Linked DNA regions of Homo sapiens: region 1 is linked to region 2. The links are chromatin contacts, found by Hi-C or POLR2A ChIA-PET in ENCODE. All regions are on one chromosome and are shown on one strand. Each heading gives the region's core, a stretch centred on a gene start or an enhancer-like site at or near the end of the contact. The rest is flanking DNA. Distances are from core to core; before and after follow the strand shown. Region 1 has its middle 13 kb from the start of CACNG4. Region 2 has its middle 60 kb from the start of CACNG4.

Region 1 (2,880 bases), core at 238-2,737, 47 kb before region 2:
GTTTGGGAGCATCTTCATGATTGTGGTACCAGATGGAGGAAGCAGGTCATTAGCGTTCATCAATTTGTAGTGGGATCCCAGCAAGAGGGCCTTTCTGCGGCTGCAGCCAGGAGCCCCGTGCTCGGCTCCTGGGACTGCGGGCACCAAGGGGCGCCTTGGCTTGCTCTGTGTGCCCAGGGGAGGGACAGGCCTGCTGGAGCCTCTGATGGGAGCCGTGGGGCAAGCACAGATGCCCAGCTGGCTGGCGGGGGAGGGTGACCTGCCCTTTATCCATAATGCATAATTGTGTCTTTAAACCCAGCTGCTTTGGGACTTGATTACAATTGGAGCTCAGGAGCAAGTAGCTTTTAGGGGAGCCCCTGGGAGACGAGTGAAGAGGCCCCGGGGGGTTGAGGTGCTAAGTGGATAGTGCTGGTGCCCACACAATGTGGGGAGAGCAGCACACCCCAGCAGGAAGGCCCAGGGGATGGGGACCTGCCTCCCAGAGAGGGGCTCAGCTGGGGAGACAGGACACTTTCATGCTGAGGCAGCAGTCAGGAGTCCCAAGGCCCCTGTGGAAAAGGGCCCTTCTCAGGTCTGGTGATCAAAGAAACTCAGCACCCAGGGAGAGCACTTGGCCTTGCTCGTGACAGCCCCAGTTCCTGCCATGTGCATCCCTGTGTGTTCCTGGAGCCGGAGCTGCTGCTCTCAGTCCCAGGAGAGCCTGGCCTTTGGGCTCCTCAGACACTTTTCTGCTTGTCCCCCTGCAATGTCACTTGCCTTCCTCCAGGGTCTGGTCCTTGCCTGTCTTGGATCAGGACAGGCAGACTCTTCATACTGGAGGGGGGGATGGTCAGCCGGGCAGGGCCTGGGATGGGGCAGGGTCTCTAGGAGACAAAACCTTGCAGAAAACCTTCATAGGTAGAGAGAAGTCGGGTTCCTAAGACTAAGTGTTGGTGGCTGTGGTCAGCTTGTAAAGGCAGACGTGTTCTGAGGCCTTCGAAGGGTGCCATGTACCCCTCAAAGGTCCCCTCTGCCCTGGACCTCTCTGCCTGGATTGTGGGGCACACAGACAAACCTCCCACTTTTTGACCCCCTGTAGTTTCCAGAGGGGGTGGCCCTCATTGCAGGGTGGCAGTGTGGAGAGGAGGCTGCCTGTGACCTAAGGTGTGTATGGCAGGATGGGAGGTCATAGCAAGCTTGACCAAGATGTTTAGAGCAGCATTTGTTGACCTGCCTCCTGCTCCATGCTGGAAATATTCATTGCTTCTGGAAGGAGGTAGACCGGCCAGGCAGGATGCCTGAGAGGGGTGCGGGCCTGGAGGTCGCGCTGTGCCGCCTGGCTCAGTGATGGTATTTATTTATCTGTCTCTGCCTTGGCTGGCAGAGGCATAAGAATGGCTTCAGCCTCGAGGCTGGATTGCTGTTCACCTTTGGAATGTTAAGTCCGCTTTTAACTATGACTCAGCTTCTCTTCAGTTTATTCACTGTGAGTCACCTACCTGACATGCTGTGTTATGGACGCATCCCTAAATGACCAACTTAGAGAAACTGGCGGTGAATACAAACAGCTACCACAGAAGGCTGGTTGAAAAGCCAGGGCTTTGTTCTCTGACCCAGCGTTTGAGTTACACTTGGTTCTCCAATCAACCAGAAATCGCCGGGTACTCACTCATTCATTTTCTCAGTTGGTGGATGAAGTGGGTTGAATTGTGACCACCCAAAAAGTATGCCTGAGTCCTAATGCCCAGAGCCTGCAAATGTGGCCTTATTTGGAAAAAGCGTTTTTGCAGCTGTAACCAAGTTAAAGATCTTGAGATGAGATCATCCTCAATTAGGGTAGGCCCTAGGTCCAATGACAAGTGTCCTTAGGAGAGAAGGGGAAAAGACACACAGAGGAGAAAGCAGAGATTGGAGCAAGGTGCCAGCAAGCCCAGGAGCACCGCAGACTACCAACAGCCCCCAAACTGAGGGAGAGTCGCGGAACAGGTTTTTCCTAGAGCTTCCTCAAGGAACCAACCCTATCTGCACCTGGATTTCAGCCTTCTGACTTCCAGAACTGTGAGAAAATATGTTTCTTTTTTTTTTTTTAAGCCATCCGGTAATTAGTTACTGCAACCCTAGGAAATGAATACAGTGGCTATCCGAGGGCCTTCCGGTGCCAGGCACTGTGAGCACTACTCAGAATGGAGCTGTGGGCTGGGCACTGTGGCTCATGCCTGTAGTCCCAGCACTTTGGGTGGCCGAGGTGAAAGGATGGCTTGAGCCCAGGAGTTCCAGGCTGCAGTAAGCTGAGATTGCACCACTGCACTCCAGCCTGGGTGATGGAGCAAGGCCCTGTTTCAAAAAAAAAAAAAAAAAAAATACAGCAGTGAACTGTGTAGGTGTGACCCCAGCCTTCATGGAACCTCCCATTCAGAGAGGGAGACAGACTCAAAAGGGGAATTGCATAAAGAGGAATTGCATGACAAGGCTTCTGAGCAGGAGGCAGGTGCCATGGAGTCTATTTCCTCCTTCCAAACCTACTCCTTCTCCAGCTTCTCCATCTCAGTACAGCACCACCATTGGCCTGTGGCTCAGGCCACAGACCACAGGCAACTCATCACCAGATCCTGCCAGTGTTATGTCCAAGATGCATTTCTACCCTGTCCACTGTTCCCTGTCTTGCTGCCGCCTCCTGGCCAGGCCACCTGCTTCTCTCCTCTGGATGCCTGGAAAACCCTCCTCCAGCGACACTGTCCTTCTCCTTCACAATTGCCACCTACATTCCCTCAATGCGTTCTCTCCTTGGCAGCCAGAGGATCTGTGCAAATGTCAATTACTTCACTTGTCTGCTGAAAACCATGTCAGAGAGTCTTCCCGTGCACTGAGGGTCAATATGAATGCCCACACCTGGCCTGT
Region 2 (2,843 bases), core at 97-2,596:
ACAGCCTCTGGCATGCAGTAGCCACTCAATAAATATCACTCAATGGCGGAGTGAGTGACCCTTCAACGAAAACTCAGTTGCAGGCGGCACGCAAATTGTGCCAGGACGGAAATTAGGTCAGACAAATCTTATTCCAAATCTGAGGATCCTTCACATGTTGGCCTCCTGGTTTGGGGCAAGTTATTTGGATTCTCCAAGACTCTGTGTTCTCATGTAAGCAGTTGGGGAAAATAGCCACTGTTTCATCAGGCCGTTCTCTACCTGGTAGAGAAAGACATTAGGCCCTTGTGAACTGGTCTGTCTGGATTGGGAGAAGTTTGGAGTTGACCGTTTTTGTTGTTGTTGTTGTTGTTTTCTTTGAGACAGAGTCTCACTCTGTCGCCCAGGCTGGAGTGCAATGGTGCGATCTTGACTCACTGCAACCTCCGCCTCCTGGGTTCAAACCATTCTCTTGCCTCAGCTTCCCAAGTAGCTGGGATTACAGGCAACTGCCACCATCCCTGGCTAATTTTTGTATTTTTAGTAGAGACGGGGTTTCACCATGCTGGCCAGGCTGGTCTCGAACTCCCGACCTTAGGTGATCTGCCTGCCTCGCCCTCCCAAAGCGCTGGGATTACAGGTGTGAGCCACCACACCTGGCAGGAGTTGACTGTTTTTATGAAAAACCGTGCTCATCACCCCTGCCCCCTTTAAAAAATGCCAAGTAACGGGCACAACAGTTATCGCCTGCATTTTCACCCCAACCATAGCCTCCACCCCTTATGTTCTTCCACTCTCCTGCTTGCTATCCTGGGCTCCTCTTAGTTTCTCAAGCCCACCTCAGAGCCTTTCCCATGACAGTCCCATGAAATCCTCTGTCCAAGACCTTTCCTTGGGGAGCCCTCACTCATTCATCCAGGACTGGGCTTAAGCATCATTTCCTCAGGGAAGCCTTCCCTGACCACAGACCCCACTGGTCAGCAAACCCTTTAGGTCCCCTGTTCAAATTCGTATTTATTTACTCAATGTCTAGCATTCCCATTATTTGTTGAGTGATAACGTGCTGGTGGAAAATATCTCAACGTTGACGTGGTTTGGCTTTTAGCCATGGACAGGCTCCAGGGCGCCAAGATGGGCTGCATCAGAACAGCGGGGGAGTTTGCTCTGCCCCAGAATATGCCAGAACCTGCCAGAGCCTGCATCTGTGCACTGAGGGTTTCCATGCCAACCAGCTGGGCCCTAGTGAGGGGCACTTGATTCCCTAAATGGCCCCCCAAGTCAATGACAGGTGTGCCTCTCTGAAGTCGGGAAACTTGTTTTGAAGTCATGGCTGGTGAATTCATAGAGCTGGATCTTTACTGTTTAGAAATTCATTCTCAAAGGCAGAAAGACTACAGGAAGTGAGCAGCACATTCCCAGATCCAGGGGCAAGAGCTGAAAAAATGGGAACTCTGCCAGCAGTAACTTGCTATCAGCGAGTCCTCTCCCACAGTCCCAGACACAGGGGCTCAAACCCTGTGCCCGGGGCCTGCCCCCTCCTGGCCTCTCCTTCTGTCATGGCCCTTCTCTGACCCCTTCCTTGTTCTTAGATTGTACTGGCACTAAGCGAAAGCTTTTGGAGGCGATTGCTAGATTCTCCACATTTTTCTTCTCCTTAGCTAGAGAAGGTGAAATTTCCTAATGATCTACAATGTTCTCTGGCTACAGCCATGCCTCTGTACATGTTTGTAGCTTAATTATCAGCCAGAGCCTCCTGATGGCAATGTCCTCCCGGTGGGACACACCTGCTCTGCATTCAGAAGCTTGGCATTTGGGGTGTGTGTGTGTGTGTGTGTGTGTGTGTGTGTGTGTGTGTATTGCAGCTATCTTTTTTTTTCCCTAAAAATTTTCTGTCCAGGTAAGTGTGTTTGAACTGCAGTGGGTTTTTGGTGTTTCTTCTTTTAAAAAAATCGATTTAATTTTAATTATCTTTGGTTAATTTTAATCATCTTTGGGGCTTCTGTTAGTCCTCTGGCACTGCTGCAACACAGTACCATAGTCTGGGTGGTATCTAAACAACAGACATTGTTTCTCGCAGTTTTGGAGGCTGGAAGTCTGAGATCAGGGTGCCTACGTGGTCCGGGGCTGCTAAGGGCCCTCTTTCGGGCTAAAGACGGCTGGCTTCTCTTTGTATTCCCACTTGATGGAAAGAGGGGTCCATCTTTGGGGTCGCTTTAATAAGGGCAGTAACCCCATTCGTGACCCAGTTGCCTGCTAAAGGCTCCATCTCCTAACACTGTCACACCAGGGGTTAGGATTTCAACACAGGAATATTGCAGGGACATTCACATTCAGTCCATTGCAGGCTCCTCTCCCAGAGGAAATCCCCTTCTCTCATAGAGCACGTACCAATGACTTCAACCAAGAAGCAATGTAGGAATGGCCTCTCTTTCTGTCAAGGCGTCTATGTGTGGGTCCATGCCGGCCGACTTGCATCCCTCCCCTCTGCCCTCACTGCTGCCCCCAGGAGCTGGGCCAAGATTGTCCCGGGGATGATTCCCCCTCTCCCCAGACTCCCTAGGGTGTGGCCTCTGAGCCTGGCCATGAATGCTGCCATTGCCTCCCTCTGCCTTTTGAGGACACCAGGAATCGGCGGGCGGGGCTTCTGTGTTCTGAGTGGGCAGAGGCAGGTGACGCTGCTTCATGCCATCCCTGCCCTCTGCTCCACGCCTGCCAGCTCCAGAACCTTTCCTGACTCCCCTCCACCATCCATCTATCCACCCTATGGCCTCTGCTTAGTCTCTGCTCTTGCTCAGTTCTTTGAGTCAAAGCGTCCTGCTGGATTCTGGATTTCCTTTCCAGCTTCCCATTCTGCAGCCTGAAAG

What was found. A loop is a pair of places that touch in the nucleus more often than their neighbours do. ChIA-PET counts read pairs that join two places held with the same protein, here RNA polymerase II (POLR2A). Pooled maps may share reads with other maps.
Region 1: a loop to region 2 is called in a map of PC-3, with 5 times the contacts of the local background. The contact joins two enhancer-like sites. A Hi-C loop is called at or near these places in 4 of 168 maps with a recorded cell type or tissue (Caco-2, Calu3, PC-3 and 1 more) and 3 of 50 pooled maps. POLR2A ChIA-PET finds 5 or more read pairs at or near these places in 4 of 52 experiments (A673, AG04449, SK-N-SH and 1 more).

What each region holds. Positions count from the first base shown.
Region 1 is chr17:66,950,763-66,953,642 of GRCh38, reverse strand. No RefSeq gene overlaps it. Among named protein-coding and RNA genes, the nearest start is that of CACNG4, 13 kb to the left of the region's middle. Within about 2 kb of position 1,487, at least 14 of the 41 ENCODE cell types and tissues checked have a DNase peak (open chromatin) inside an H3K27ac peak, as active enhancers do; they include PC-3, where a contact is called at or near this core.
Region 2 is chr17:66,903,699-66,906,541 of GRCh38, reverse strand. No RefSeq gene overlaps it. Among named protein-coding and RNA genes, the nearest start is that of CACNG4, 60 kb to the left of the region's middle. Within about 2 kb of position 1,346, at least 15 of the 41 ENCODE cell types and tissues checked have a DNase peak (open chromatin) inside an H3K27ac peak, as active enhancers do; they include PC-3, where a contact is called at or near this core.